Linked DNA regions of Homo sapiens: regions 2, 3, 4 and 5 are each linked to region 1. The links are chromatin loops, found by intact Hi-C in ENCODE. Cell type or tissue: mammary epithelial cell. All regions are shown on one strand. Links, peaks and the distances in the headings refer to the core of each region. The heading gives the core; the rest is flanking DNA.

Evidence for each region. A loop is a pair of places that touch in the nucleus more often than their neighbours do. Peaks named below come from ENCODE experiments on the same cell type or tissue, not always from the same donor. Only the 100,000 strongest peaks of a DNase experiment are listed, where the experiment ranks them.
Region 2: a loop joins it to region 1, with 6 times the contacts of the local background. A loop is called at or near these places in 16 of 110 quality-filtered maps.
Region 3: a loop joins it to region 1, with 5 times the contacts of the local background. A loop is called at or near these places in 4 of 110 quality-filtered maps.
Region 4: it touches region 1 in a loop (3-fold over the local background); 25 of 110 quality-filtered maps call a loop at or near these places.
Region 5: it touches region 1 in a loop (2.6-fold over the local background); 5 of 110 quality-filtered maps call a loop at or near these places.

The regions. Positions count from the first base shown.
Region 1 is chr10:100,739,611-100,745,777 of GRCh38, forward strand. It overlaps PAX2 (paired box 2), which reads left to right and starts at 5,972. Exons shown (of 10, transcript NM_000278.5): 1 at 5,972-6,167. RefSeq lists enhancers at 5,014-5,063, 6,163-6,167. In mammary epithelial cell, for the core only: a CTCF peak has its summit at 4,156 (motif pointing left); no DNase peak of the experiment used is centred there; H3K4me3 peaks cover 450 bases; H3K27me3 peaks cover 3,787 bases.
Region 2 is chr10:100,875,607-100,881,773 of GRCh38, forward strand. No RefSeq gene overlaps it. Among named protein-coding and RNA genes, the nearest start is that of SLF2, 34 kb to the right of the region's middle. In mammary epithelial cell, for the core only: a CTCF peak has its summit at 3,045 (motif pointing left); no DNase peak of the experiment used is centred there.
Region 3 is chr10:100,431,577-100,437,743 of GRCh38, forward strand. No RefSeq gene overlaps it. Among named protein-coding and RNA genes, the nearest start is that of WNT8B, 28 kb to the right of the region's middle. In mammary epithelial cell, for the core only: a CTCF peak has its summit at 2,386 (motif pointing left); a DNase peak (open chromatin) is centred at 2,365.
Region 4 is chr10:100,668,563-100,674,729 of GRCh38, forward strand. No RefSeq gene overlaps it. Among named protein-coding and RNA genes, the nearest start is that of PAX2, 74 kb to the right of the region's middle. RefSeq lists a silencer at 2,529-2,708. In mammary epithelial cell, for the core only: no CTCF peak of the experiment used is centred there; no DNase peak of the experiment used is centred there; H3K27me3 peaks cover 1,473 bases.
Region 5 is chr10:100,823,924-100,830,090 of GRCh38, forward strand. It overlaps PAX2 (paired box 2), which reads left to right. Exons shown (of 10, transcript NM_000278.5): 8 at 725-826; 9 at 3,086-3,172; 10 at 3,620-6,021. The coding sequence ends at 3,696. Among named protein-coding and RNA genes, the nearest start is that of PAX2, 81 kb to the left of the region's middle. In mammary epithelial cell, for the core only: a CTCF peak has its summit at 3,180; no DNase peak of the experiment used is centred there; H3K4me3 peaks cover 630 bases; H3K27me3 peaks cover 3,496 bases.

The sequences.
Region 1 (6,167 bases), core at 1,168-6,167:
CGCTCCCTCTGGTCTCCCAGCCTCTGGAGTGTGCTTCCCTGGCCCTGCTCTCCGTTCCCTTTCGGCCGCCCCCGGCTGTCGCCTGCCCCCACCCTCCGCAGGTCCCACGGTCGCGGCGGCGATGACTGTGGAGGTAACGCCGGGGACGTCCTGGGTCAGCCTGCACCGTCTCCCTCGACCACAGCCCGATGAGGCCGCGGGCTCCGGGCCGGCTGCTAAGAGAGTTAATCATTACTTCGCCAGCGACACTCAGCCTCCCTCCGACTCTCTCGCCCGGCCTAGGGGAGGAGGGGAGGGGACAGCTGGCCAGGTGGGGACTTCGGCTTCGCACAAACCAGCCTCTTCAGGCCTCCCAGAGACAGGTGGTGGCTTCTCAGTTCCCTCGGCAACTCTCTAAGGTCCTCTTTCTTCCCCTCCTGTCTCTCCCTCCTTCGAGCCTCCTCCCAGCCAGGCCTCTCCCCACCGTCTCCTGTCCGCTCTGGCTTTGACTGATTAACTGCAGGTCCTGGGAGAACCAACTTTCTTTGTTTGGAACCGGACCGGACGGGATTTCCTTCCCTAGGTCTCCGCCAATGGGCCAGCTCCTCCCGACGGTTTTGGCGGACTGGCTGAAGAGGACCGCGCCTGAGGCCACAATTAACCCGGCTGTTGGTGGTGGTGGTTGGGGGGTGGGCAGTGAGGAATTTAACCGATCCTCTAGCAGCTGCGCTGGTGCAGTTGGGAGGGGGGTGCAGGAAGTGGGAATGGAGGAGTGGCAGGAGGTATAGACAGAGGGAAGAACGATAAACCTGGACAGGTGTGGCATAGCCAATAGAAGGGGAAACAAAATAAAACAGGAAGGCGGCGCGGGGAGGAATCCCCAGTAACCTTTATAGGATTGAAGTTGGGTGGAAAACGCCACCTCCTGCCCTACCTTAGCACTCAGATCCCTCCTTTACCTCTTTGTGAAAGGGTAAGAGTTCAGAAAGCTGGCCATTTACTCCATAATCTACTAGAGAAATGTCTGGGTTTGCAAAATGCCTATTGATTAGCTCCATGGAGTAGACAAGACAGGCGTAATTATCCCCATTTTACAGGTGAGAAAACTGAGTCTCAAAGAAGCAAAGGGACTGTGTATGTAGTGGCTGTCACTTTTTCCTGTAGGCTGTGGGGTGAGTGGCCCCTTTAGGAGGTCCATGGGTATCTAGGGAGGCGGTACAGGCTGTGTCCAGGTCTGAGCCAGAAGTACCAGGGCCTCACGGGGCTCCTAGCCCTTTTAGCTTGTTCTCTGTTGGACAGGACCTTCACTCTTACTCTCTAGACCTGCTGGCTGGGTTTCTCCCAGCTTCGCTATTTTTTCAGTTCCCTAGTAGAGTGGCCCATGGGCGGTAGCCACCTGGCTGGCCCGTGCCACTAAGAGGCAGCTTTGGTGGCCAAGTGGCTTGCATTGTTGTTGCTCCTCAAAGGGCCTGTGAAGGGCTGGGCAGGTCGCAAAGACCTCTTGTGAGGGGAAGCTAGATTAAAGGGGGAGGGATCCTGGAGGATAAAGGCCCAGCACGTGCGCCTGGACTCCACAGGACCAACAGACCGAGCGGGCGGGGCCAGCTGGGAGTCAGGCCCCCCGGGCTTCACGCAGGGAGCCCAAATATTGGGAACAAAAGCAGGAAAAGAAGAGTGAGAGCAGGAGGGAGGGAGGGAGCGAGGAAGCAGAAATTAGGGGGTCTTAGATGAAAAAAAAAAGAAAGTAGCTTTAGGGGGAATGTGCTGTGGAGTGTGAAATTGCAGCCCATGGTGCTCCATATTGTACCAGAAGCTCTTCCAAAAAAAAAAAAAAAAAAAAACCATCCTCCAACGTGACCAGAGGGCCAGGCAGGGGGAAGGGCGGGGAGAGAATGGGGAGGAGGAGGGGGAAAGGCCGGGCAGGAGCCGGTCAGGCCTTTCTGCGGAAGGGGCTGGGGTGTAAGTTTCGGCTCCCTGGGATCTGACAGCCGAGGGTATGCGCCCTGGGGTGCGCCGGGACCCAGAGGGCGAGTGAGCCTCGGTTGGTCGGCTCTGGAGTTCGGTTGTCAGAAGAACTTTTATTTTTCTTTTTGGTGGTGACTTCTAAAAGTGGGAATAATCCAGAAATGAAGCTCAGCTGCGGAGCTGCAGCTCTGTTCTCCCTCTCTCCCCTCCCTTTCTGCTTCTCTTCCCTTCGGACTACTTTTCTCCCCTTGGTTCTAAACAGCTTTTTCCCCTCTGAACTTTAATGCATTTAATTTGGTCCGCGCTGTGGGGAGCATTTCCTGGGGAGATGCATTTAATTTCGGAATTTCTAATCCCCTCCCTCAGACCCCGGTCCTAGCTCCCCTAGCCGCTCCCCGGGAAGTGGAAGGAGGAAGGCAGGTCCCGGCCACGGGGGAGGGGCGCGGCTGGGATGCTCCCGCGGCCCCCTCCGTCTCACCAAGGCTCAGCCGCCTTCCCAAGCTACTGGAGGCCGGGCGCCTGGGCCCCGGGTCAGGGCCCTGCAGGAGGAGGAGAGGCAACCACGCTTCTGCCTTTTCTCGCCTGGGCAGAAAACGCTGGGCCAGGGAACTGGAAACCGGAAAACAGGAGAAAGGGTTTCTGGAAGGCAGCGGGAGCGGGTGGCAGCGGGGCAGCGGGCAGTGGACTAGGTCTACACCGGCACTTCACTTTTGCACAACATGCCCAGAAACGCATTTGAGAGCCCTGGAGTCGCGCTTGGCTTGGCTTGGGGCGCCGGTGCGTGGGTACACTCGAGGTGCGGGGTGCCTATCCGCCACCCCGACACCTACACCCAGACAGAGCAGGCGCGGCCCAGCCAGAAAACCAGGCCGGCAGTAGCTCGGCCTGGAGGGCGGAGGCAAGGTTGGGGGCCGCCAGGCGCCTGGGCAAGCCTGGCAGGGAAGGGAGCCGAGAAGGCAAAGGAGCCGAGATCCACAAGGAAGATTTATTGGGCAGATCAGATGCACAGAGGCGGCTAATGAAGCAAATCCCGAGATGGGTATCAGAGCAACTCCCCAAAAGTTTATTTGCCTTTAAATTTCCGCAGGGAGGCGGGCTCCTTGTTTGAAGTGTAAATGCCCCTAGGTTGGGGGGTGGAAGGGCCGCTTTGAAAACACCAGAGAGAAAAGGTTCATTTAGAGGCGGACGGGAAAAGCAACCAACCCTGACAGGTCGGAGCCCGGGTAGTGTTTGGGGTTGGGTTGTTTTCTTTCTTTCTCTTTCTTTTCCCCTTTCCTCTTCTTTCTTCCTTTTTTTTTTTTTTTTTTTTTTTTTTTTTTTTTTTTTTTGCTTTCTTGCTTCCCCCCACCCCTCTACTAGACTGTATAGAAGAAAGAGAACAGAAAAGGGGGAGTCAGAGGAGCGGCCAGTGACTGGATGAAGGCCAGCCCTTCATCCTGGAGCCCCAGGAGAAGGCAGAGCTTTGGAGAAAAGGGGTTCCTAATCTCCAGGGAGCATTACTCTTTGACTCTCTAGACCCAGGAATGGGCTGGAGCTAATGGGGAAGCGGCCAGGAGCCGGCCTGGCGGAAGAGTGAGTGTCCAGCTAGTGCAGTGCTGGGGAGACGATCCCAGGAGCAGGGGGGACTCTCAGGGGCTACCTGGGAATGGGACTATCAGAAGGGTCTTTACTCCTCAGAAGGTGCATGTGAAGGACAGGTGTGTGAGGACAACTTCCAGCACACTTGGCGCATTAAGTCCCCTTCTCTACAAAATGGAAAATCCTTCTCGCCCAACATGTGAAAATGCTTGTTGTGGGCACCCACATTTCATGGTACTTGTAACATAGGGACATGTCTAGCTGGTTCTAGAAAAATCTGTGTCTGTGTGGAAGGGGGGGGGTTTACTCACAGCTTTCTTCCTTCAATAGTTCACACACCCCGAGACAAATTCCTGGATGACCAACTTGGAGAGACCTGGGGCAAAGGTTACTTTAGTTCTGAGCTCCTCTAAATAAGGACCCTTTCTCAACGTTCCTTTCACCCCAGTTCTGGGTTAATTACTTCCCAGAGGGGAAAGCCAAGGCTGTGCTAGCTAATACCACCTGAGATCCCTTGCACTCTGGCCTGGGAGCTGTTACTTTTCGGCTGCCCGAACTGTTTTCCTTCTTCGGTCCCTACACGAAGTTAGTGCGTGTTCGTGGGGTTGTGAGGCCAAAGCAAACCCGGGAGCGCCATCTGCAGGCCTCAAGAGGAAGAGACTGACCTTAGAGGCTAGGCCCTGCGTCTTCAACCTCTAGCCCAAGGGAACCAACCTGCCTAGCCACCCAAGGGAAGTGGGATAGGGGCTGGGAGGGGCAGGCGGTGAGGAGTGTTTTCCTCCCAGACTTTACCCCGCAGGTGGATTAAGCTTATTGGGCTCTGGAGGATACAGGAGGGAGGGCAAATGCCAGGATCCCAGCGGACCCAGGCCCCACAGGAGTGAGAGGCTCAGAACCTCGTCCCGCTGAGCCTGGCCTGAGCTCCTCCTGAGGAATAAGGGCATCCCAAAAACCCGGGTACAAGACGCCCAGTAGTAGTAGTTAGGCTGAGTCAGGCAGGTGCATCTCTCCCCATGGTATCTGCCGCCCAGGCTCCGGCCAGAGGGAGGGGAGCGCGAGTCCGCCGCGCTTCCGCGGGGCGCCCGGAGCTGCAGACGGGGGCTGGAGGAATCTCGGATTCGGGCTGCAAGAGCGCTGCGCAAGCTTCGCCGAGCCGCCCTTTCGCAGACCCAGGGAAGCGGGGGGAGGGAGCGAAGGAGGGAGAGAGAGTTAAAACATCAGCTGAAGTGCCAAGATGATTTATGAGACGAGGGAAAATATTTCATGAAGATCTCCCGGATATTCTGTACTTAACCAGTTAGGAGACAAAGGGCTTCTTCTGCCTGGTGCGTGCGAGCGGACCCCAGCGAGCAAGGGAGCTAGTGCCAGAGAGAGCTGCGGAGGCTCCGGCAGGAGTGGGGACGTCCCCGTGGTTGCGCCTCCTGCGCTCGCCCCGGATCCACCGAGCTAGCAGCGGGCGGCGCTCAGCCGCGTCCGCAGCCTCCTCTTCTCCCCAGCCGGGGAGAGCCAGCCTCGTCTCCCACATCCTCTGCCGCCAGCGACCTGCAGCTCCGCACTGTTTCCCTCCCCTGTACCCCCTTCCCAGTCACCCGAGGGTTCAGAAACCAAGTCCCCCGGCTCTCCCGCCATCCGCTGGGTCCCACCGAGGCAGGTGGGTACTCGCCGGAGGTCTTCAGCTCGATTCTGAACCAAGCGTTCTGGACTGCCCAGACCCGGTGGGCAAGGGGACTGGGGAGGCCCTGCGCACAGTCGCGTGGAACGGGAGGGGACAAGACAAACTGCTGGACACTTTTCCGTGGAATGAGAAGTGGGGGGTGCGTGGGTGGGAAGGTACCTCCGGAGGGAAAGGCCAAAGGGAAGGACCAGAAAGAGAGGAAGGAAGAGCCGGGAAGGAACGGAAGGGAACTCAGAGCCGAGGGTGGTGGGGTTGGGGCTAGGGATGCGCACTGGGCCCGGGGCCGCGCGGCCCAGGCGGGCACTGGCCAGTGGATGGCAGGGCTGGGCGAGTTAGAACTGAGAGCCCGGCTTCACAGCGCAGCGCGCTCCGAGGCCCTCTGTCGTTACCTGAATATTCATTAGACTGACCGCTCTTTATCCTTATCTAGCGTTTATCTTATCGGCGAGTTTCGTTTCTCAGTGTAGTTTTAATCCCGGGCTCCCATTCCCCCTCCCCCGGTCCGCTCCCCTCCCTCCCTCTTCCTTCGCCGGCTGCTCCCTCCCTCCCTCCCTCCCATTTCTCCCTCCCCTGCCCTCCCCTAGCCGGCACCGGAGTGACAGGCTCGGGGCCCTCCTCGCCGAAGCTCGGGGCTCCAGCGCTGGCGAATCACAGAGTGGTGGAATCTATTGCCTTTGTCTGACAAGTCATCCATCTCCCGGCGCGGGGAGGGGGAGGAGGTCTGGAGGGGGCTTTGCAGCTTTTAGAGAGACACACACCGGGAGCCGAGGCTCCAGTCTCCGGCCGAGTCTTCTCGCAGCCGCAACCCACCTGGGGCCAGCCCAGAGCTGCCAGCGCCGCTCGGCTCCCTCCCTCCCTCCCGGCCCTTCGGCCGCGGCGGCGTGCGCCTGCCTTTTCCGGGGGCGGGGGCCTGGCCCGCGCGCTCCCCTCCCGCAGGCGCCACCTCGGACATCCCCGGGATTGCTACTTC
Region 2 (6,167 bases), core at 671-5,670, 140 kb after region 1:
AGTCTCATCTCCACAAATTAGCTAGTTTGAGCCTTAGTTTCTGGTCAGAGCAACCCTGGATTACCATTTAGGTGGCTAATTCCTTTTGCAGATAACTGACAATGTATCAGCCTCTGGTTAACGGGAGTGCACCCCACTTCATGAAAACCCATCCCTTTGGAAATAACCAATCACACACTGGTTGTTTTTAACAGCCCCTGATGTTTGTTGAATGAAAAAGTGTGGCAGATTGGGCAGCCCTCTCCAGGCTGAAGAATTCACAAAGGATATCAAAGTACCAGATCAAAGGGCAAGCAAACATCCCTTACAGGACCTACAGAAGCCCTTGGTTAAAAATCAACAAGAGGTGATTGGATGTAAGATAAGGGCCCTTCAAACTCACAACACGAACCCACTAGACGTCTACACTTGGGGTCCTTAAGGGAGCTGGGGGTGGGGAATGTGGACAGCAGGGGGCCCAGTGAGGCCTGAATTTAGCTCTTCCATGTGGAGGGCCAGCTCCCTTCTTGGCAGTGTGTATGCTGTGCGGTGTTTGCACCTTCAGGTTCAGGACAGAATTTGTGTTTCATGCCAGATGTTGAATGGTGTTATTATAGTTATTAGCAATTATGTTTTATCATAAAACCACTTTTCCTTTAAGTATGTGGGTAAAAAAATTCAGCTCTTCTTGGAGTTCTATCCAGTCTATTCCTCTTGGAGATGACTTCAAGTTTTATAATACAAGTCCATAGGCAAATGGGATTCAAGCCCTGGACATTCGCAGGAGTCCCTCTTGGAAACTTAACCATTTCAAGCAGAGAGAAGCCGCTACACTGCTGGGGTCCAGACGGCTGTCCTATGCAGGGAGGTTGCGCTCCAAAGGTACTGCACAGTGTCAGTGCTCCCTCCCTATACCCCTCACCTGTCCCCTCCCCCAACCTTCAACCTCACCAATGCAGTCACTGGGGATCCTGACCCAAGGATGCCTCCCCCTTCTCCATGCCCCCACCCCCATCCCACCCGTGCCCCCACCACAATGTCTACGAGGGAGACCGGCTCCTCTTGGGGCCTTCAAGCTTTTGTTAGGGTTATGTGAGCCACTAGTGACAAGGGCCCTGAAACCCAACTCGACCAAACTCATAAAAGGGGTCACTGTCTCTTTAATTAAAGTTCCCTGTTTGGAGGTTAAAGACAAACCCGTTTGATGGTGCAGGTGTGTAGAGTGGGGGTGGGGGAGAAGGGTGGAAGCGGCTAGAGGAAAACAGAATTCTATCCTTAGAGGGAAGTAGGGAGGGGCCTCACCAGGGGCAGGCTGGCCGAGCGATGGAAAGTCTGATGGGGGTCCCTGAGGGTCCCCAGTGTGGCAAGGGTCACAAGGGGGAGAAATCAGGCAAGAACCGGGAATCCCAGGGCCAGTGCAGCGAGCTCTGACTCCCCTGCGGGCATGCACATGCTCCTGGCCCATGCACACACTACCTGCCCTCCATGATGCCCGACTGACCACTCCCCTTGCCCACTCTTCCATCCCTCCCTTTTCCATCCCAAAAGTTCTCCAATAAAAGAGGACCCAGGGCCTAATACCATCTCCCCACAGAAGCAACTTCATCACAGTTTAACATAAAAAGATCAGCTGGTATCGACCCGTAATTTGGACCCATGCCACGCTATTGGCAGGAAGACAGAATAAGTTAGGGTGGCCATGTTTCAAAAATTCTCTGTGTGCACTCAATCACGGCCCAGGGAAGGCGGGTGGGTGCGTAATAACCCAGCCGCGCTCTCCATTTCCCCTGTAGATCAATGCTAATACCAGGAGGCCCCGGAAGATGGATGGAACCGACAGGAACCTTGAAATCCCGACACGGGGGCTGGTGCCTCAACCGATAAAGGATTTCTTCACTGCTACTGGGGCAGGGACACTGAAACCTTAGGGGCCATGGGAAGACAGTCTGATTGGGGACAAAGAGATGAGGAGAGGGAGCAGCCTCTTCTTTATGCTCACTGACACCCTTAGTCACTCACGTGGCCACTGACCGATGCTCGCTCCAGAGTCACTGACAGGCACGCCAACCGCGGCACACACCATCGCTCACACTGTACCCAGCCAAAAGCACCAACGCCTCCCCAAAGACACCTCGACTCCCTGCAGTCCCACAAATGGGTCCCTGTACACACGTGTACACATGCATGTACACAAACTCAAACCTCAACACCAGAATGAATCAAGGTATCTGACACAGGCACACTTACCTAGGGAGATACAGACACATCCAACCATTGACATTACACCCCGTCCCCGTGAAGCAAAAAGAGATGTGCATCTACATGCATATGTACTTCTCTGTCTCTCCCTCCTTCCTTTCCATGCCTTCCTTCTTCCCATTTCCTTGTGATTCTGTTTGGAAACTTGCAGGCTGATGGTCAGTCAGGGAACTTTCCAGGACCCATTGGATGTAAATCACTAACACAAAAGTACACCAGGCACACAGTCCTGGTCAACCAGACTCCCAGATGGGTGCACACACATGCTGCAAAGTGGGAGTCCTGGGTTCCAGGAACAGCTCAACATGGACTTGCTGTGTGGCCTTGGACAAGCCATTTCCTCTCTCTCTCTGGGCCTCTGTTTCCTCATCTATAAAACAACAGGTTGAACTGGGAGATTTCGAAGGGCCCTTTCAGGTCTGAATTTCTCTGTCTATTGTGGCAGACACAAATTCCTGCCAAGAGTTGCACACAAACGCAGGCAGCCCTGAGCACTCACACTGGCTGTGGTGGCCTGAAGCCACACCCACAAGGACACACAGGGGAACACAGGCACACAGGGCTCTTCCCAGCAAGGGTGCCTGCAATAGGGGCAGCAGCTCCCATCCTTCCCAGAGCTGGAAGTCAAGGAGCCTCAGAACCCACTCTTCTGGGAGCAAAGAACTGGGGACAAAGTAGAGAGATGGAGCATTGTTGTGAGTTTGAGTGGGGGACAGAGGGGGCCTTTCAGGCTGCTGTCTGATTTCCTTCCTTTTGAGCTCAGTCCCAGGACTGGAGCCATTTCCACAGCCTCGAGCTGACATCTTGTGGCCATCTCCAATGATTGCAGGCTTCACAAGGAGACACTCAGTCCCCTGCAGAGAAGCATAGCCCTGCCCAACCCAGAAAGTCGTTGGCAGAACACTGCTTCCCATCCCTGATGCCCTGTCCTATGCCCAGCTGCCAGGAAAGGCACAGGGGCTGACTTGTTCCTCCAGCGCGGACAGGTAGAATACAGGGGGCTACCTTGGGAAAAGCTTCAGGGTTACTGGGTGACAAAAGGGACTGGAAAAAAAATGGATGCTTAAGGGAGCTGCAGCCTGTGGTAGAAATGTAGTCCCACATTCCCACAGCCTCAGTCTAAGGTAAGGAAACATGGCCCAGGCCCAGGGGACTGCAGTCTAGGGAGGCGACACAGCCTTTCCCCAGGGATCTCCAGGTGAAGGAAGAGACTCAGCCCTGGCCTCCTGGAAGCCCAGTCTGATGGGAGGCATTTGGCCCTCCTCACAGACAGCCTTAGCTTTAGGGGAAGAGGGGAAGGGGAGAGACATGGCTCTGCCCTAATGGATCTTCTCATCTTAAGGAGAGAAAAACCTCAGCCCACAGCAGTGACCTCAGTCCTATCCGAGGAGTATGGAATTTGGGGGCTTGGAAGCCCCCAGCTATCTCAGCTTCCCATGCCAAGCCCTAATCTGGTAGTCTGAAAGGAACATGATTTCCATGCCTGCATCAGCAGCCTGGGGCTGGGCAGAGGGTTGGAGCAGAAGTTTTGGGGAAGTGGGCCATCCAGAGCCAGCCCCATTGATTCTGGAGAGACCTACTGGGCAGGGGTGGGGGGTGCATGGCAGGGGAGGACCACACTTTGCAGATCCTCCCAGAGGAAGCCATGATGGAAGTCCCTGGACAACCCTGGGCCAGTTCCTCCTACTAGCCAGAGCCTCCTGCCACCTCTGGAGCCAGGTCTTAGGACCCTGGAGATGACAAGTCACACACAAGGCAGAGGCCAGGGGTTCCCAACCTGGAACCAGGGAACCCTGGAGGTGCTGGGTTGATGAGTTTGTTATAAATTAGAGACTCGTTAAGAGAAGGTGAGAAGGGCTCAGTAACAGCTTTCGGGGTCCATCTTTTCGATTTCTTGTTCGGTTTGTTTATTGCTATTGTTCCTGTCTCATAAGCTTATTGCAAAACCAGTAAAAATGATCTATTCCGAAAGGGAAGTTGCTCTTTTGACTGGAAGCTGCCTCTTGGTCCTGGACCCCACCCCTCCCCCTCCTGGTGGCTGCAGCCTAGCCTGGTTGACCAGCTGTCTCCTGCCGCGGGGTCAGCAGAGGGTGCCAGATTCCTGCTCACTAGAAACTGTGTCCACCTGCCATGTAGCCACCCTGGGCTGGCCTCAGGCCTCCAACCTGGTCCCATCACCCCGATGACCGCTGCACCCCAGCCGTCCAGCTCACCTCTGATAGACACACCAGGGCTGTTATGGGGGAACAGGAGGCCAGGATAGGATCCAAGGACAGTCACTGGAGTCTTAAGTTTTGGGCGTGATTTTGGCTCAGTTTCCCCTCTGCGCCTCAGTGAGTGTTTGCCTTTAGCATGGGCTTCCCTGCCATGAGGTAGCCCTAAGGGCTAATGATTGAACAAAGAGGCCTCCAAGGTTCCCAAGAATCAGAAGTCCTGGTTTTGACCTTGAAGGCAGAACAGAGACCCCTGGCCCTTTGCACATCCAGGAACCTAGTTACAGTTGGGGGCCAGGGGTTCAGGAATCCCAATCCCGAATGAGTTGGCTCTCACCCCATCCCTGTTCTGCAAATAACATTAGTTCCGTTTAGTGACTGTAATATTCCTGAGACACTGCAGATTTCTCTGGGCTACTAACTTGGTTTCAGAGTCTTTCAGATGATTATTGTGGGGAGTACAGGGTTGAGGGGGATCAAGAAAAAGCCAACAGACTCCTTCACTGATTCATACAGAATTTCAGAGCGTCAGAGCCTGAAGAGACTTCTTTTTTTTCCCCCCTGAGATGGAGTTTAGCTCTTGTCGCCCAGGCTGGAGTGCAATGTGCAATCTCGACCCACTGCAACCTCTGCCCCCCAGAATAGCTGGGATTACAGATGCCCACCACCATGCCTGGCTAATTTTTTTTTTTTTTTTTTAGATCGTGCCTCGTTCTGTCGCCCAGGCCACGTCTGGCTAATTTTTATATTTTTAGTAGAGACGGGGTTTCACCATCTTGCCCAGGCTTATCTTAAACTCCTGACCTCGTGATCCACCCTCCTCAGCCTCCCAAAGTGCTGGGATTACAGGTGTGAGCCACCATGCCTGGCCGCGAAGGGACTTCTGAGATCACTCTGTGAAACCCCTTCCTGCCTCAATACAGAATCAGGGTCAGAGACCTGAAGTGACTTGGCCAAAGTCCCACAGCCAGTGAGTGGCAGAGCCAGGATGGGAATCCAAGGTGACAGACCCTTGCACCACTGCCCTTTATGGCGCCCTGCCCAGCATCTTCCTGTGTCCTGCTCATGTCAGCAAGCTCTGCCTCCTTCCTCACAAGCCAGTCCCTGCAGCCAGCACAGGTAACAGACCTTCCTTTCCCTCCCTGCTGTCTAACATCAGGCCTATTTTCTCTAAAGCAAAATCGGTCTGTTTCCCCAAGGCTGACACACTGGCTCTGCCAGAGGGCCCAGATAAGGGGAAAACCTTGCACGGCGGCCTTTGGAGTTTCCCTGTCACTTCAAAGAGCTAACATCAACACACTCTTCCTTTATCTATTTATTTTGGACAAGGAGGACAAGAGGTGAAGACGGGTAGGAAACAGTCAAAGTTGTCAGGAAGACCATCTCAAGGACTTGGCACATCTTCAGAGAGAAGCACATCAATGTTTTCCCTTGATCTCTGTTTGTTTATGTTAACAAACACTCAATATAGTGCTTGCTGCATGTCAGGCACTATTCTAAGCACTTTGTATATTCATTTATTAGTTTAATTTTATATTAACTTATTATATATCATATAATTAATTTACTAAATCTTCTTAATAACCCTGAGGTAGGTACTGTTATTAGTTCCACTTTACAGATGAGGAAAGTGAATCACAGAAAGGCAAGAAGCTTGCCTGAGGCCACGTAGCTAATGGCAGAGTCACCATTCAAAGCCAGGCAGTCTGGCTCTTA
Region 3 (6,167 bases), core at 475-5,474, 310 kb before region 1:
TTATGTATTTATTTATATTTTATTTTATTTTATTTTTTTGAGATGGAGTCTCACCCTGTCGCCCATGCTGGAGTGCAGTGGCGTAATCTCGGCTCACTGACCTCTGCCTCCTGGGTTCAAGTAATTCTCCTGCCTCAGCCTCCCGAGTAGCTGGGACTATAGGTGCCCGCCACCACGCCCAGCTGATTTTGTATTTTTAGTAGAGACGGGGTTTCACCATATTGGCCAGGCTGGTCTTGAACTTCCGACCTTGTGATCCGCACCCGCCCCCCCCCCCCCCACCCGGCCTCCCAAAGTGCTGGGATTACAGGAGTGAGCCACCATGCCCGGCCTGTGTATTTATTTTTGAGACATAGTCTGGCTCTGTCGCCCAGGTTGGAGTGCAGTGGCGCAATCTCAGCTCACCTCCTGGGCTCAAATGAATCTCCTGCCTCAGCCTCCTGAGTAGCTGGGACTACAGATGTGAGCCACCACACCCGGATAATTTTTTTTATTTTTTATTTTTAGTAGAGACGGGGTTTCACCATGTTGACCAGGCTGGTCTTGAACTCCTGACCTCAGGTGATCCACCTACCTCAGTCTCCCAAGGGGGAAATCTTATTTCTTTGACCATGAACATCTCCTCAGAAATTATCATTGCCCACAATAGCATTTCCATTTTGTGAAAAAGCTAGAACCCTAATATCCTCCTTTCATGTCACTCTCTTTTGTCTTTTATCAGTTACTTCCTTTCATTGGTCATTTAAGTCAATCTTTTAGAAACGTTATGTTTTATTCCTTTCTCTCTCCTGGTTCTCCTTTACTTCTCACTCTTTTGTTTATTAATTATTATTTTAAAGAGACAGGGGTCTCCCTATGTTGCCCAGGCTGGTCTGAACTCCTAGACTCAAGCAGTCCTCCTGCCTTGGCTTCCCAAAGTGCTGGGATTATAGGTGTGAGCCACCGCACCCAGCCCGCTTCTCAGTCTTTTAAAACACCTTTCCTCATTATTCAAACTAACAACCTAAACATTTGTATTGAGGACATAACACACACCCAACAATGTGTGTGGTGAGTGTTCAAGGGATAGGTGTGATCTGGGCTTAGAGCTTGCAGTCAAAGAGCTCACAGTCTAGTTAGGGAGATAGCAAACATATCAGAAAAAACAAGACAACAAGAAAAACATTAACAGTAAACCACAGGGCTCTGGCTGCCAGTGTAACTCAGGAGTTCAGAAAACCAAGCAGCTAGAAGAGTCAAAGTAGAGAAATAGGCCAGGCGCAGTGGCTCACGCCTGTAATCCCAACACTTTGGGAGGCTGAAGGGGGTGGATTATCTGAGGCCAGGAGTTCAAGACCAGCCTGGCCAACATGGTGAAACCCCCGTCTCTACTAAAAAATACAAAAATTAGCCGAGTGTGGTGGCAGGCACCTGTAATCTCAGCTACTTGGGGGGCTGAGACAGGAGAATCACTTGAACTTGAACCCGGGAGTCGGGGTTGCCGTGAGCCAAGATCGCATCATTGAACTCCAGCCTGGGTGACAAGAGTGAAATTCTGTCTCAAAAAAAAAAAAGAAAAGAAAAGAAAGCCACACAATCATCTGCCAGGAAATCTTACACAAATCTACCAAGGTGTACATTCTTGTTTCATCTGGAGCCTGAGGGCAGCTATTAATATGAAGGGAAAGCAACCAGGCAACCAGATAGATTGGTAAATTTGTGTAAATATATCTTTTTTTTTCTAGCCATATTAATTTGGCTGGATCATCAAACATGCCATTGAAAAAGATGTGTCTAGTTACAAATATCAGAAGAGCCTGTGTGTGAATGCTTGTGTGTGTGTGTGAGAGAGAGAGAGACAGAGAGAGAGACTTCACCAGGTGGGAACAAATCCAAAGGTGCATACTCAGAACACTACTACAGCGATCCAACCCTGCTCCACCAACATAAACCGATGTGTCATTGGGTATAAATATCCTTATTAAAGAGATCAGATCTATTGATTAATGCCAGACTCATGGGTACCATATAAAACAGAACACTTTCCAAGAGATATCTGACAGTGCCTTGTACCCCAGATAGACGTGTGTTTATCAAGTCACACAGTGACTTGGAGACCGCCATAGTTTTACCCTGACCAAGACTGTCATAGAGCTTGGCTTCTAACCTCAGCAGAAGGCTTGCTCATGTCCATGCACTTAGTCGGTTTATTCTAGTTTCACGAAGTGGAGGTTTTTGATTTCTAATCTGGCACAGATGCTCCATCCCGTGCCTTCTCCAGGGATGTTTTCTGAGATCACCCAGGTTTTACCAGGTTTTATGGGGCGAGAACCTGTCCTCACTTAAAAAGTAAGGAAGTTATGCCCCCTGCAGGACAAATCGGTAACTGCAGGCTCGGTGATCTGCGAGGACAGTGTTCTGTGCCTTTTGGAGCACTATATTGTTTCTCTCCACAATGTGGCGCTGCTGTTCTAAGTGTCATTTTAGGGCCAGTTTAGGGTAGGAAAGAGGGTGACAGCAAGAATTAGAAGGTGTAGGGGAGGGCGCCAGGGAAGTAGGGAAAGGAGATGTTAGGAAGAAAGCTGGTGGGCTACTTCTGCCAGATAGGGCTTCCCTAGCACCCCAAATCTGATCCATTGCAATTAGGAAAGTTATCTCCTAGTCCAAGGAATTTATCCAGTAGTTCCCAAATCTGGCTGACTGGCAGAATCACCAGGAGAACATTTTTAAAGATACAGATTCCCAGATTTTATCCCAAGAAACTCTGATTCATAAATTTTGAGAGGAGCGCAGTCATCTGTCTTTTTAAAAAGCTTTTTCAGAAGATCATCAGTGTGTTGTTTATCTAAGATTTAGAAGCGAAAAAATATTTTAAGGGGAAACCAGTCCTAGTCCTCTCAGGACTCTGTGAATACAACTTCTTTTTTTTTTTTTTTTTTTTTTTTGAGACAGAGTCTCATTCTGTCGCCCAGGCTGGAGTGCAGTGGCTCCATTTCTGGTCACCGCAAACTCTGCCTCCTGGGTTCAAGCGATTCTCCTGCTTCAGCCTCCTGAGTAGCTGGGATTACAGGCGCCCACCACGATGCCCAGCTAATTTTTTTGTATTTTTAGTAGAGACGGGTTTCATCATGTTGGCCAGGCTGGTCTCGAACTCCTGACCTCAAGTGATCCACCCACCTTGGCCTCCCAAAGTGCTGGGATTACAGGCATGAGCCACTGTGCCCAGCCAGCCAGAATTTTCTTAAAGCAAAGCAGCCTAGAGTTCATTGAGGAGGTCTTCGCTTAGTGGTCCTGAGTGCCATGACCTTTCCATCTATAGACAAATACCATCAATTATTTTGTGATGGCTCTTTACACTATTTAGATGTTTATTTTCCAGCCAGGCATGGTGGCTCATGCTTGTAATCCCAGAACATTGGGAGGCCAAGGTGGGAAGATCACTTGAGGCCAGGAGTTTAAGACCAATCTGACCAACATAGTGAGACTCCATCTCTAAGATTTTTTTAAAAAAATTAATAAATAAATGTTTTATTTATTTATTTATTTATTTATTTATTTATTTATTTATTTATTTTGAGATGGAGTTTTGCTCCTGCTGTGCAGGCTGGAGCGCAATGGCATGATCTCGGATCACCGCAACCTCCGCCTCCCGAGTTTAAGCAATTATCCTGCCTCAGCCTCCCGAGTAGCGGGGATTACAGGCATGCACCACCACGCCCCCTTAATTTTGTAGTTTTTAGTAGAGACAGGGTTTCTCCATGTTGGTCAGGCTGATCTCGAACTCCCAACCTCAGGTGATCTGCCTGGCTCTGCCCCACAAAGTGCTGGGATTATAGGCGTTGAGCCACCGCGCCCAGCCATAAATGTTTATTTTCAAAGCAACTAGAACCAGTTTGTTTCCTTCCTGAGATAATTATCCACTTGGTAATTGTAATAAATAATAACACTATCAGACTATATTAGTCCTTAAAGATGGTGCCCAATATATTGTTGTATGTTGGAAAATATATACATGGAAAAAGAAAATTGCAAGAAAATGCAGACAGCAAAGTGATAGAAAAGTACATAAACAGCAAAAGAATAGAAAAGTATTTGGAAGGAAATATACTCAACTCTTTTTTTTTTTTTTTTTTTTTTTTTTTGAGACGGAGTCTCACTCTGTCACCAGGCTGGAGTACAGTGGCACCATCTTGGCTCACTGCAACCTTCACCTCCCGAGTTCAAGCGATTGTCTTGCCTCAGCCTCCCAAGTAGCTGGGACTACATGTGCGCACCACCATGCCTGGCTAATTTTTGTATTTTTAGTAGAGACGGGGTTTTGCCATGTTAGCCAGATTGGTCTTGAACTCCTGACCTCAGGTGATCCGCCTGCCTCAGCCTCCTAAAGTGCTGGGATTATAGGCGTGAGCCACTGCTCCCGGCCGAAATATACTCAACTCTTAACAGTAAATACCTCTGGAGAATGGAACTGGGAAAAGAACAGCATTCCATTTTTATTTTACATGCCTCTGATTTTTTTTTAAACAACTAGAATATATTATTTTTTCTCTTCTCCCCACCAAATCAAATACAGATATTAGATAGATGGCAATGATGAAGGCACAGTTGTTTAATCTCTCCAAATTCCCATATCAAAACTGGGAGAGCAACTAGATAACAAACCCAAAATCCCTGGACCACATTTTGCAAAACTAGGTGACAAGGTATCCCTAGGAATCCCATATGCAAGCAGGTGAAACTCAATACCCACAAGCTCTGGACCATTTCAGCATCTGCATGGGAAAAGCAAAGGAAGCAACAGGACAGCTGACAGACCCCCAACTGGAGAACTCCAAAAGAGCCAACGGGAAAGTGAGGTGGGTCAATCTGAAAACAAGAGGTAGAACTGGAGGAGTTTGGCCTAATCCTATTAGTGGGTGAGTGCGTGTGGGGCCCATGAGTCTGGCTAGAGCAATCCAGCCCCTAGAAACCCATGAAACTGACCAACCAGGGCCCCATTTCAGGACATGGCCACACACTGAAGAAAAACGTCCAGATGTAGAGTCAAAATTAAGCAGGACTGGGATAAAAAAAGGCCAATAAAAGAGGTGTTCAGATTAGGCGGGGGAGGAAAGCAACAATATCAGAGTCACAGAAAGCAAGCCATCATATTTTTAAACACTACACTCCTATTTCCTAAAATTTCAGGAAGCCAACCTCATAGAAATAAGCAACAGAAAAGTATCAAGATTAAATCTAATAAAAGTTATTATGAGGAAAAGGAGAATAAGAGGCAGAATAGTTTCTACAGGCAATGAAAGCATATTAGAAACAGAGTAAAACTCTACAATTTCTTGCTTTGAAACCAACTGGAAAACCCTTTTTAAATGATATAAGACATAAAAGAATAGTAAAAACCAGAAACAGACAAACGCAGAAATAAAGTGACAGAACTCAGGAAATAATTAGAAAGAAAATAATTTCAAAAATAAAGACAAACTATCAGAAACACCACAGTGAATAGGCACAACAAATAATGCCTTAAGAAAAATAGGAGGTGAAGGCCGGGCGCTGTGGCTCACACCTGTAATCCCAGCACTTTGGGAGGCCTAGGCGGGTGGATCACCTGAGGTCAAGAGTTTGAGACCAGCCTGGCCAACATGGTGAAATCCTGTCCTTACTAAAAATACAAAAATTTGCTGGGCATGGTGGCACGTGCCTGTAATCCCAGCTACTTGGGAAGCTGAAGCGGGAGAATCACTTGAACCCAGGAGGCGGAGGTTGCAGTGAGCCGAGATTGTACTCCAGCCTGGGTGACAAGAGTGAAACTCTGTCTCAAAAAAAAAAAGAGAGAAATAGAAGGCAAAAAACAGGGAACATTTAAAAAACAAAAAAGAGCTGGGTATGGTGGCTTACACCTGTAATCCCAGCATTTTGGGAGGCTGAGGCGGGAGAATCACTTGAGCACAGGAGTTCGAGACCAGCCTGGGCAACATAGGGAGACCACATCTCTCTCAAAAAAAAAAAAAAAAAAAAAAAAAAAAAATATATATATATATATATATATATATATATATATATATGTATATTAACTGAGCATGATGGCATGTGCCTGTAGTCTGAGCCACTTGGGGGGCTGGGGTGAGAGGATCACCTGAGCCCAAGGAGATCAAAGCTTCAGTGAGCTATGGTTGTGCCGCTGCACTTCA
Region 4 (6,167 bases), core at 413-5,412, 72 kb before region 1:
CCCCCCACACCCCCACCACACACTCTCAGTCACACACAACCACACGGGCACACAACCCTCCAACACACACACACACACACACACACACACACACACACACACACAGAGTCTTCTTGTATGCGGCAACATGTCCACATTCAAAGACTTAGAAATACATGCATATTTTCTTTGTCAGTCACACACACAGGCACACATATACAACTTTACATGCAGACAGGGACACAGCCTCAGTGACCCAGCCATACGTACCCTTTGCCATTCTCCTTTGGAGTGAGAGGATGGGGGTGGGCATGGTCAGGGTGGAGGACGGGGGAAGGAGATCTTGGATATGTGTCTGAGTGTGCAAGGTGATGTTCGAATGTGGAAGGTGAGCATCTGTGTGTACACTTGAGTGTGCTTGGCATGTAGAATTCAGAGTGTGGGTTCATATGCAGCTAAAATGTGCAAATTTAAAGCAGTCGTGTGAGAGCAAAGTCACAACTTTGCTTTTGTGTTTGAACATGAGTTATTGGTGTATGGAGTGTACGGAGCCAGTGTTCATACCCAGTAACACATAACGAAGGTCCGGGCGGTGCAGCCCCAGCTTGGACACGCCGTCCTCAGGAGGGGGCGAGAGAGGGATCCAGAGGCGCCTGGCCCAGGACCCAGAGAGCCCTCCACCTCACACGATGAAATTCAACCCATTTATATTTCAACAGAAAATGTCACAGAAAATGTCCCCTGGTGGGAGAGACGCCAGGGGAGGAGGAGTCAGGAAGTGAGAACAGCTCACACCAGCCCCTCATGCAGCCCCACCCACCCACTGGCTCCTCCAGCTGTCCTTCCTCTCCCAGGACCCTCTCTCTGACCCCCCTCACTGACCCCTCCACTGCTTGCCCCTCAAACCCTTCAAAGGACCCTCACTGAGCCCTGGTTCTGGTGTCAGGCATGGCCCTCCATGACCAGAGAGCTTCCTGCCCTGCCCTGGGCGGTTCCCCACTGGGGGTGCTCTATGGCCACAGACACCTGCATGAGTGAGGCACTGACCTATGGGAACCAAAGCACGACATCACACACCTCAGATCCTTCCACATGACCAGGCACGACTTCTCTCCACTGTCACACGGGCCCACGGGAGGACAACTGAGCCCCTGCACTTGTGAGAACACTTCAGGCTCACTGGGGTCGCCTGCAGTGGTTTAGGGACCTGCTTCCCACTGTACAGATGGAGAAACTGAGCCGCGGTGTGGGCCAGCATGGCCATGGGGCCCGAGACGCTGTGAGGCCAGCAGTGGCCTATCTGCTTTGCTGTGACACCTGCTCTGCTGTCCCCAAAATCTCCTGCTTCCAGGTCTCCATGCCTTTCACACATTCTGCTGCTGGACCAGTGATGAGGGGCATGAGACCTCCCCCTCCTGGATAGGCTGACCAGGCAAGGCCCGCTAAGGTCCAAAGAGGACCAGGCTGTGGGAGTGAGACCCTAAGCTGGTGAGCACCATTAGCAGAGCGTGCTGTGGGTTCTGGTTTTAACTTAACTTTTTAAAAATGCGGGGTGGGAGGGCTGCCATTTATGGGTGGAGGGTGCCTCTTTCTGCCTTTTTTGGTGTCTCATACTCTGGGCATCTGCCTTGGCCTCCTCCCTTCTGTCTTGGAGTCTGTTTTTCCACAGTGGTCTTTTTTTGGTTTCAATTTCTGCTTTGTCTTGTTCTATGTGTCTTTGGGCTCTCTCTATATATACACGCATGTACGTATATCTCTCTCTCTAAATTTGAGAGAGAGATAGATAGATAGGGAGATGGATATATCTATATATCTATGGATATATCCCTGTCTGTCTGTCTCTCCCCTTTCCCAGGACCCTGTCCCCCTGCTCCGAGCTGTCTGCCTGGCATCTGCCTCCCTCTCTGCCTCTGGTGCCCCTATCAGTGTCTCTCACTCTGTCCCTGTCTCTCCCTCCGTCTTTGTCTCTGCCTCTGTCCCTGTCCTGTGGCTCCCTCTGTCCCTGTCTCTCCCTCTGTCCCTGTCCTGTGTCTCCCTCTGTCCCTGTCTCTCCCTCTGTCCCTGTCGCTCCCTCTGTCCCTGTCGCTCCCTCTGTCCCTGTCCCGTCTCTCCCTCTGTCCCTGTCCCTGTCTCTGTCTCTGCCTCTGTCCCTGTCCCTGACTCTCCTTAGGCCCCTCCCTGACTCAGGCCCCTCACACCTTCCGAAAAGTAAACATTTAATTTTTTTTTTTTTGCTGTTAATAGATTTAATGTTCATTTGTTGGTAGCCCAGGGGCAGAAACGCGTGACATTTCAAATAATTGTTGTTTCAGGGGTATCCTCTGGAGGGAAATGCGGCAAAAGTGTGGAGAAGATTTAAGCAAATGACTGTGTCAGCTTCTATTTACTCCTGACAGGATCGCCGGGGGCACGGCTGCGAGATAACCATTAGCGCAGCCGCCGATAAAGCGGGGAGGCTGCATTTCCAAAGGCTCCGCGGCCATTACGGGAAAGTTAGTGTGAAACATGTTAAATTATCCCCAAAGTGGAGGGAGCGGGGGAGGCGGCGGGGGAGCGGGCGCCCGAGAGAGCCACGAGACCCGCCGCCTCCGCCGGGGCCGGGTGACTGCGCCGTGCCCGACACGCCGACGTCCACCAGGGGGCGGCCGCGTGCGGCCCGAGCCTCGGTCTGCGGGTCCGGAGGATGGGCTGGCGGCCCGAGCCTTCCTCGCACCTGCGGGCGCGGACCCACCCGAGGCCGCCGGCTCCGGCTCCGGCTCCCTGCCTGGCCCCTCTGCCCAGCAGGAGCAGCCCGGCACCCCCGGAGAGCGATAGAGAGGCGGGGGCCTGGGTGGGGTCGCCAAGATCAGCCCCATGGGGTCACAAGAAAAGGCCTCATTGTGAGGCTCTAGCTGAGGCTTGGGACAGTTCAGCCTCAGCTCTTTTAGAGCCTCTGCCTTGAAGACCCAGCTCAGGTCTCGGCGCGGTGGCTCACACGTGTAATCCCAGTACTTTGGAAGGCGGAGACGGTGGATCACCTGAGCCAGGAGTTCGAGACAAGTCTGGGCAACATAGCAAGATCTCGTCTCCAAAATTAAAAAAAAAATTTTTAATTTAAAAATCCACCTCAGGTGTGTGCAGGTAACACCTATATGTGCCAGTGCCCAGGTTTGTGCAACATCCTGAGACGTGAGTTCACCTCTCAGCTCTGCCTTAATTAATTGGGTGGCCCTGGGCAAGTCCTCTGGGCCTCAGTTTCCCCATTTGCAAAGTAGAAATAATATATCTGCCCCACATACCTCACTCCCTGAGGATTAGTTGAAGTAATGAGACTATGTAAAAGTGATCTGAGAAACCATGCAATGCAATACAAGTGACAAGTACTGTTATTAAGTGTTAGTTATTATTAACATTCTGCTGAGTCCACAGGGAATACCTGTGCACAAAGGCCACAGGTGGGTGCACCAGTGCATGGGAAATAGGATCCCGATCACAGCTCTCTCCGAGGTCGGGGGTCGTTTTTCCCACCCCTCCTAGTTTTGCTCCCGTTAAGCCACACTTCTGGTAAATTAATATCTATGGGCTAGCATGACAGAGGAAACAGTGTTCCAGGCTAGCCCCTGCAAAAGCATGCCTATAGCATGCCTGGACCAGAACAGAGCAATATTGGCTGAGAACACTGTCTAGGGAATCTCTAGAGGGACCATGTGAGGCAGGAGAGAGGAAGAAGGGGAAGAGGAGAACACCTCTCCCCTTTGTGGTAATGGTATCTCCAGACAGACATCAGACTAATTTTCTTTCTTTCTTTCTTTCTCTTTCTTTCTTTCTTTTCTTTCTTCTTTCTTCTTTCTTCCTTCCTTCCTTCCTTCCTTCCTTCCTTCCTTCCTTTCTTTCTTCCTTTCTTTCTCTCTCTTTCTCTCTGTCTCTCTTTTCCTCTCTTCTTTCTTTCTCTCTCTCTTTCTTTCTTTCTTTCTTTCTTTCTCCTTCTTTTTTTTTCTGATGGAGTTTCTCTCTTGTTGCCCAGTCTGGGTGCAATGGGAGCGATCTCAGCTCACGGCAACCTCCACCTCCCGGGTTCAAGCGATTCTCCTGCCTCAGCCTCCCGAGTGGCTGGGATTATAGGCATGCACCACCATGTCCAGCTAATTTTGTATTTTTAGTAGAGACGGGGTTTCTCCATGTTGGTCAGGTTTGTCTCGAACTCCCAACCTCAGGTGATCCACCTACCTCGGTCTCCCAAAGTACTGGGATTACAGGCAGGAGCCATCATGCCTGGCCCCTTTCTTTCTTAAAAAAGGAGGAGGGATGCCCTAAATATATTGAGATTGTGGCATCACTTACATTATATTTTAGCCCCTGACACCCATGAAATCCATTAGCAAGTCAGTGCCTTGAAGAGTGGCCATTTTTATCACATATTCATCCATTTTCAATACATTTTCAGATTTCCAGGAGCTCTGAAGTTCCCCTAAATTCGCCCAACATTTTTGAACCTCTCCCACAGGTCAGACCTACTGCAGGCAAAGGGAGATTGAGACTACCAGGCTACCCTTGCCTTCCCGGAGTTCACTGTTGAGGAGGGGGCTGATGTCTCCAAATGATGGCAGTTCCTGGTGAGTGCTGAAACAGAAGCACATACAGTGCTGTCTATTCAACAGGGGAGTGGAGAGTGACTTCCTGAGGATGTCTGGGCATTTGGGAGGTGGCATTTGAGCTGGAGGCTTGAAGGATGGGGCAGAGTTTTTACTAGGTGGTAGAAATGAACTACCAAATAATAATAATAATCCATGTGTACTCCCCCCTCCAAAACAACAAAAGCAACAAAAGCGATAGTAATGGCACTTAATCTGTGGCAGGCACTGTGGCAGGCACTTTGCACTAATTGCTACATTTGATTTGTTATTACAACCATGTGGGACAAATACTATTATGTACCTCACTTCATAGATAGGAAACTAAGGCTCTAAGAGACCCAGTAACTTGCCTGAGGCCACACAACCATCTAGCATTGAGATTAAATGAAGTTGAATGCCTCTCTCCCCTCCACCCCCCCATTCCAAGACCAACTTTGACAAAAGGCTGAATTTGCCTTTCACAAAGGTCATGCACCCCCTCTTCAACAACTCCATGTTCATTCAACTGTTCCCTGCATGTCTACTAGGTGTCACACATTGGGCTGGCGCTAGGGGTACAAAAATAAGATGTAGACCCCTATCCTCAGGGAATAGTCCAGTCTAGTAAGGAAGACCTACACTAGTTAATCAACCACATAACAAGGTGCAAAATGCAAGTCTGAGAAGCCCGAGATTGTGGCCATAGACATGAAGGTCAGTGGCAGGTACAACTTACAAATTTGGGGGAGACAGAAACAGTCAGATCATAGTAACAACCATCCTTGAAGAACGTCTCCTTTGCAGGGATAGGGGACAGGCACCTTCCAGGAGACAGATTCAGGTTCTTTTCCTTTTCCTTTATTTTTTGAGATAAGGTCTCGCTCTGTCACCCAGGCTGGAGTGCAGTGGCATGATCTTGACTCACTGCAACCTCCGCCTCCCAGGCTCAAGGGATCCTCCCACCTCAGCTTCCTGAATAGCTGGGGCTATAGACACACACTACCATGACCAGCTAACTTTTCTATTTTTTGTAGAGATGAGGTTTCGCCATGTCACCCAGGCTAGTCACGAACTCCTGGACTCAAGCAATGCACCAGCCTCGGCCTCCCAAAGTGCTGGGATTACAGGCATGAGCCACCTCGCCTGACCTGGGCTCTTGTCTTAAGAAAGAACTTTCTAATCATTACAGCTGCCTGAAACAGAAGAGACCTATTTCAAGACAGAGTGAGTTTCCTGCCCTGGAGGCATTCAAGTAGAGGCTAAAGCCCCCCAAAATGGGACTAGTGTGGGGAACAATGAAATCCTTGGCTTCTAGGATCACTTACAGACCCAAGGTTTTAAGGAGTGTGTCCCCAGAGGAGAATGATTTCAGGCACTTTCAGGAGGATTATTTTCACCAAGAAAGTAAAAAATGATTCAGGCTGCACACAGGGAACCTTTCTTATGGACATAGGGGCACCAAGGACAGAAGCAGGCCTAGGTTTTCCTCCCCACAGGGTGTCTCTGAAGCCACCCCAGTCTTGCCCAGCTGCCCCCCTCCCCTATGTCCAAGCCCACAGGTTCTCTAGGTGACCCCCATCTTCTCACTCTGGTTCC
Region 5 (6,167 bases), core at 1,168-6,167, 84 kb after region 1:
CAGCAGCTGGTGGGGGAGCAGATTTTGCTCATTGGAACTTTATCTGGTCCACTTGCACTTTTGGCTCAAAGCTCCTGATTCACTTCAGGGTGGTTTTCTATCATGTAAATGCCATAAACACTAACAGCAAAATAGCCCACTGGCTGCCCCCCTGCTCTCCACACCTGCCAGGACCAGGACCTGCAGCTCCACTTGGAGAGGACAAGGAATAGCCATCAGTCCCTGTAGGGGTGATGGTGGGGTGTCCTCCAAGCCTGAAGGAAAGATGGGGTGTTAGGGAGAGGAAAGATAAGCAAGATGATAGAGGTCCATTTGGCTGCTGGAGAGACCACAGCTGAATATCTTGCTGAGAAGGAGGAGTAAAACCAGGTCATCTCCCTCCCATCTCCATCTGGGTTTGGAATGCACAGAGACACAGGCAAAGGCAGATACACACACACACACACACACACACACACACACACACACACACAAATACACAGAGACACAAAGAGCTACACAAAACAGAGATGCGTACACACAGCTGATCATAGACATTTAGCTTAGACACATGCAAAGGCACACTCAGATGGCGCATTCAGGTGCACAGTGGCACACATACCCCTGCACGTCTGCACAGAGCTCTTTCCTCTCCAAGAGTTTCCTCTCCGTGCAGTACCCTGGTGTGAGTAGAGGCAGGCCCCTTTCTTCCAGGCCTCACCCCTTCCCCTTTGTGTTTTTCCAGGTCGTGACATGGCGAGCACCACTCTGCCTGGTTACCCCCCTCACGTGCCCCCCACTGGCCAGGGAAGCTACCCCACCTCCACCCTGGCAGGAATGGTGCCTGGTAGGTGACAATGCTGCAGCTGCCTAATCTAGGTGGGGGGAACTAAATTGTGGGTGAGCTGCTGAATGGTCTGTAGTCTGAGGCTGGGGTGGGGGGAGACACAACGTCCCCTCCCTGCAAACCACTGCTATTCTGTCCCTCTCTCTCCTTAGAGGCTGCAGTTGGTCCCTCATCCTCCCTCATGAGCAAGCCGGGGAGGAAGCTTGCAGAAGTGCCCCCTTGTGTGCAACCCACTGTATGTCATGGCCCCTCCACAGCGCCCACCCACCCAAGTCTGTGCCCGAGGAGCACTCAGCCTCAGCTCCACCCTCAGTGCCCAGCCCACCCCAGCCAGCTGACACTGCTTGGAAGAGCCTGCCCTGGTTTCCATGGAAACTTGGAGCCAAGAACCATTTCCAGGGGCATGTCAGTCACTCAGACAAAGCCACCCTGGTCCACACCAAGACACAAGGGAAGACCAATGTTGAGAACCAACCCCAACCCCAACCCAGAGACAGTAGGGAGCTAGTCCCTAAGAGGAATGGAGGTCAGGCTGCGGCGGGAAGCAGGGAGAGTCGCTGCAGTGAGACAGGCTAGAACACCCCTATACCTCTTCAGAGGCACCCAGCCTTCCATTGCTTCCCTGGGGCTCTGACCCATCCCTAATCAGAGGAGTTGGGTTTGGGTTGTTTGAATCAGAGAGACAGAGGCTGTATTTAAGGTCTGGTGACTGCAGCTGGAGGTTGTACTATACCTAACCCCTAACCCCAGATTGGGAGCAGGGTCTTGAAGCCAAAGAGAGTTGAAGTTCCTATGTGCACAAACACCAAAACACTCTTGTCTTAAGGAGGGTTAGACTCACTCAGCCAGCAACTCACTCCCTCTGGCCGCCCTCTATGTGGCCTTTCCCTGAAGTTCAACTCTCATTGGTATGGGGAATGGGGAGGATAGAAGAGAGTGGTTGGCCCCATCCATCCAGGGACATTTAGGTATAACCCTGGGTAAGCAGAGCTTGGGGTAGGGGCAGCGGCAAAGAGGGAGATTGCTGCTGGGTCTTATGGACTAGGGGCTGAAGGGAGTTAGAGGTGTGGGTAAAGGGATTCCTGCCCAGATTTAGGGGAAGGAAAGTAGAAGCCTTGTTGGGAGGCAAGGAGATTTTAGGGAGAAACTCCCAGCAGTGAGCAGGTGGGGGCTGGAGGAGGTTTTAAAGAGGTGGGGTGAGGGAAGAGTGGGGAGGTGGGGGCAGGGAGTCTGCAGGGAGGTGGGGAAGAGGGGAGCCGCAGAGAGCTCGTGGTGTCGAGGGGGGAGTCGTTAAACAGAATCTAGTGCTGATGAGGAAATTACACTTGTTTCATTAGCGATGGGGAAGGAGATAGCTCAGTTCCTCTTGGTCACAGTTGAGCTCAGAAGCTCATTATCCTGCTGCACGCATGCTTTCCCTCCTCGTCAATAAACAGGCTTTCCAGTGGCTGCATCCCCCACCCCCACCCCAGCTCCCTCTCAGAGAGGGGCCCCTTCTCCTCTACTTAACCCGCGGTTAGGGATCACTGTAAACAGTCTGGGGTCATCACACAGGAGAAAGGGCGAGGGGGAAACCTGGAGGCCTGGCCTTTCTCCCGCAGAGGGAGGGAGGTAGCTTCCGACGACGGCTCCCAACCCACGGGCCCTCCGCTCACCGCTAGCGGACCAGCGGGCAGTCCACCTGCGCCGCCTCCATCCCCTGCCGCGTAGCCCACGCATCCAACCTCTTGAGGGAAAGGCGGGAGGGCGGTGTCTCCCAAAAGAGCTCCCACCTCTTGTGTTGGCACTGCACATTGATGCCATTCTTAGGACTTTCTGGGAGAAAAATGTCCCGAAGGCCTTTCTTCGCCACCGCCCCCCACTCCCATTTCCACCCATTAGGGGCCATGCCTCCTAGAACCGGAGTGGCATCTATAAAGGCCCTGGCCCCCAGCGCGACAGGGTGGACGCGCCCCAATACAAACCCTTCGTGGGTGGCCGCGAGCGCCTCCGCTGGGAAGCCCTGGGCGGGCACCGGCCCACAGGTCCCGCCCGTGGGTGTGCGAGCGCGTCGGTGCCTCCCGCCTCCCCGGGCTCTCTCCACGCGGACGCGGTGATCGCCCCACCTCCGCCCGGCCCGCCCGCCACGGCCATTACCCTGCCCGCGACACCTGCGCCTGAGACCCGGCGGGAGGAGCGGGCGGAGAAGCCACCGGCCGGACTCGTGGGGTCCGCCCTGGCTTGCAGGCGTCTGATCCCCACTCCCCGACCCTCCCGCAGGGAGCGAGTTCTCCGGCAACCCGTACAGCCACCCCCAGTACACGGCCTACAACGAGGCTTGGAGATTCAGCAACCCCGCCTTACTAAGTGAGTACGCCACCTGGCTGGCCGGCGGCTCAGCGCGGCCGCGCGGCTTCTGGGCACGGTCCCACTCCCGGCGACCCGACCTCTGGGGACCCGGCCGGGCCAGGGGGACAGGCTTGTTAGTGCAGCACTGAGGCCCGGGGACCCCTCGAGGACGCCCGCACCTCCTGCCCTCCCGTGCCCTCCCTGGTCGCTCGAAGGCTCTGCGCCGCCCTCGCCCTCGGATCCCCTGGAGGGTGCGCAGCCGGGCGTCACCAGATCGGGTCCCTCTCATGCCCCGTGAACGCAACTATTCTCCGGGGCAACTGGCTCCACTGCCCAGCCAAGGTCTCCCAGTCCGGATCCCGCTGGACCCCAGCCAGGGGAGGTCTTTTCTGTGCTTTTCTTTCCTTTTTTGTTCTCCTGTTTGTCCTCTCACCCAGCCCATTCTTCTCCTGTGTTAACTTCCAGGTTCCCCTTATTATTATAGTGCCGCCCCCCGGGGCTCCGCCCCTGCCGCTGCTGCCGCTGCCTATGACCGCCACTAGTTACCGCGGGGACCACATCAAGCTTCAGGCCGACAGCTTCGGCCTCCACATCGTCCCCGTCTGACCCCACCCCGGAGGGAGGGAGGACCGACGCGACGCGATGCCTCCCGGCCACCGCCCCAGCCTCACCCCATCCCACGACCCCCGCAACCCTTCACATCACCCCCCTCGAAGGTCGGACAGGACGGGTGGAGCCGTGGGCGGGACCCTCAGGCCCGGGCCCGCCGCCCCCAGCCCCGCCTGCCGCCCCTCCCCGCCTGCCTGGACTGCGCGGCGCCGTGAGGGGGATTCGGCCCAGCTCGTCCCGGCCTCCACCAAGCCAGCCCCGAAGCCCGCCAGCCACCCTGCCGGACTCGGGCGCGACCTGCTGGCGCGCGCCGGATGTTTCTGTGACACACAATCAGCGCGGACCGCAGCGCGGCCCAGCCCCGGGCACCCGCCTCGGACGCTCGGGCGCCAGGAGGCTTCGCTGGAGGGGCTGGGCCAAGGAGATTAAGAAGAAAACGACTTTCTGCAGGAGGAAGAGCCCGCTGCCGAATCCCTGGGAAAAATTCTTTTCCCCCAGTGCCAGCCGGACTGCCCTCGCCTTCCGGGTGTGCCCTGTCCCAGAAGATGGAATGGGGGTGTGGGGGTCCGGCTCTAGGAACGGGCTTTGGGGGCGTCAGGTCTTTCCAAGGTTGGGACCCAAGGATCGGGGGGCCCAGCAGCCCGCACCGATCGAGCCGGACTCTCGGCTCTTCACTGCTCCTCCTGGCCTGCCTAGTTCCCCAGGGCCCGGCACCTCCTGCTGCGAGACCCGGCTCTCAGCCCTGCCTTGCCCCTACCTCAGCGTCTCTTCCACCTGCTGGCCTCCCAGTTTCCCCTCCTGCCAGTCCTTCGCCTGTCCCTTGACGCCCTGCATCCTCCTCCCTGACTCGCAGCCCCATCGGACGCTCTCCCGGGACCGCCGCAGGACCAGTTTCCATAGACTGCGGACTGGGGTCTTCCTCCAGCAGTTACTTGATGCCCCCTCCCCCGACACAGACTCTCAATCTGCCGGTGGTAAGAACCGGTTCTGAGCTGGCGTCTGAGCTGCTGCGGGGTGGAAGTGGGGGGCTGCCCACTCCACTCCTCCCATCCCCTCCCAGCCTCCTCCTCCGGCAGGAACTGAACAGAACCACAAAAAGTCTACATTTATTTAATATGATGGTCTTTGCAAAAAGGAACAAAACAACACAAAAGCCCACCAGGCTGCTGCTTTGTGGAAAGACGGTGTGTGTCGTGTGAAGGCGAAACCCGGTGTACATAACCCCTCCCCCTCCGCCCCGCCCCGCCCGGCCCCGTAGAGTCCCTGTCGCCCGCCGGCCCTGCCTGTAGATACGCCCCGCTGTCTGTGCTGTGAGAGTCGCCGCTCGCTGGGGGGGAAGGGGGGGACACAGCTACACGCCCATTAAAGCACAGCACGTCCTGGGGGAGGGGGGCATTTTTTATGTTACAAAAAAAAATTACGAAAGAAAAGAAATCTCTATGCAAAATGACGAACATGGTCCTGTGGACTCCTCTGGCCTGTTTTGTTGGCTCTTTCTCTGTAATTCCGTGTTTTCGCTTTTTCCTCCCTGCCCCTCTCTCCCTCTGCCCCTCTCTCCTCTCCGCTTCTCTCCCCCTCTGTCTCTGTCTCTCTCCGTCTCTGTCGCTCTTGTCTGTCTGTCTCTGCTCTTTCCTCGGCCTCTCTCCCCAGACCTGGCCCGGCCGCCCTGTCTCCGCAGGCTAGATCCGAGGTGGCAGCTCCAGCCCCCGGGCTCGCCCCCTCGCGGGCGTGCCCCGCGCGCCCCGGGCGGCCGAAGGCCGGGCCGCCCCGTCCCGCCCCGTAGTTGCTCTTTCGGTAGTGGCGATGCGCCCTGCATGTCTCCTCACCCGTGGATCGTGACGACTCGAAATAACAGAAACAAAGTCAATAAAGTGAAAATAAATAAAAATCCTTGAACAAATCCGAAAAGGCTTGGAGTCCTCGCCCAGATCTCTCTCCCCTGCGAGCCCTTTTTATTTGAGAAGGAAAAAGAGAAAAGAGAATCGTTTAAGGGAACCCGGCGCCCAGCCAGGCTCCAGTGGCCCGAACGGGGCGGCGAGGGCGGCGAGGGCGCCGAGGTCCGGCCCATCCCAGTCCTGTGGGGCTGGCCGGGCAGAGACCCCGGACCCAGGCCCAGGCCTAACCTGCTAAATGTCCCCGGACGGTTCTGGTCTCCTCGGCCACTTTCAGTGCGTCGGTTCGTTTTGATTCTTTTTCTTTTGTGCACATAAGAAATAAATAATAATAATAAATAAAGAATAAAATTTTGTATGTCACTCCCCATGGCTCCAAGTTTGTCTCTCCCTGTCTCTGAGATGGGCCTCCCCTCCATTGGTCGATCCCCAAAAGCCCCTTCAATGATCCTCCCAACTACACTCCCGCTGCCACCTCCAACTCCTTTGCCGAGACCCCCTTGGCGGCAGCT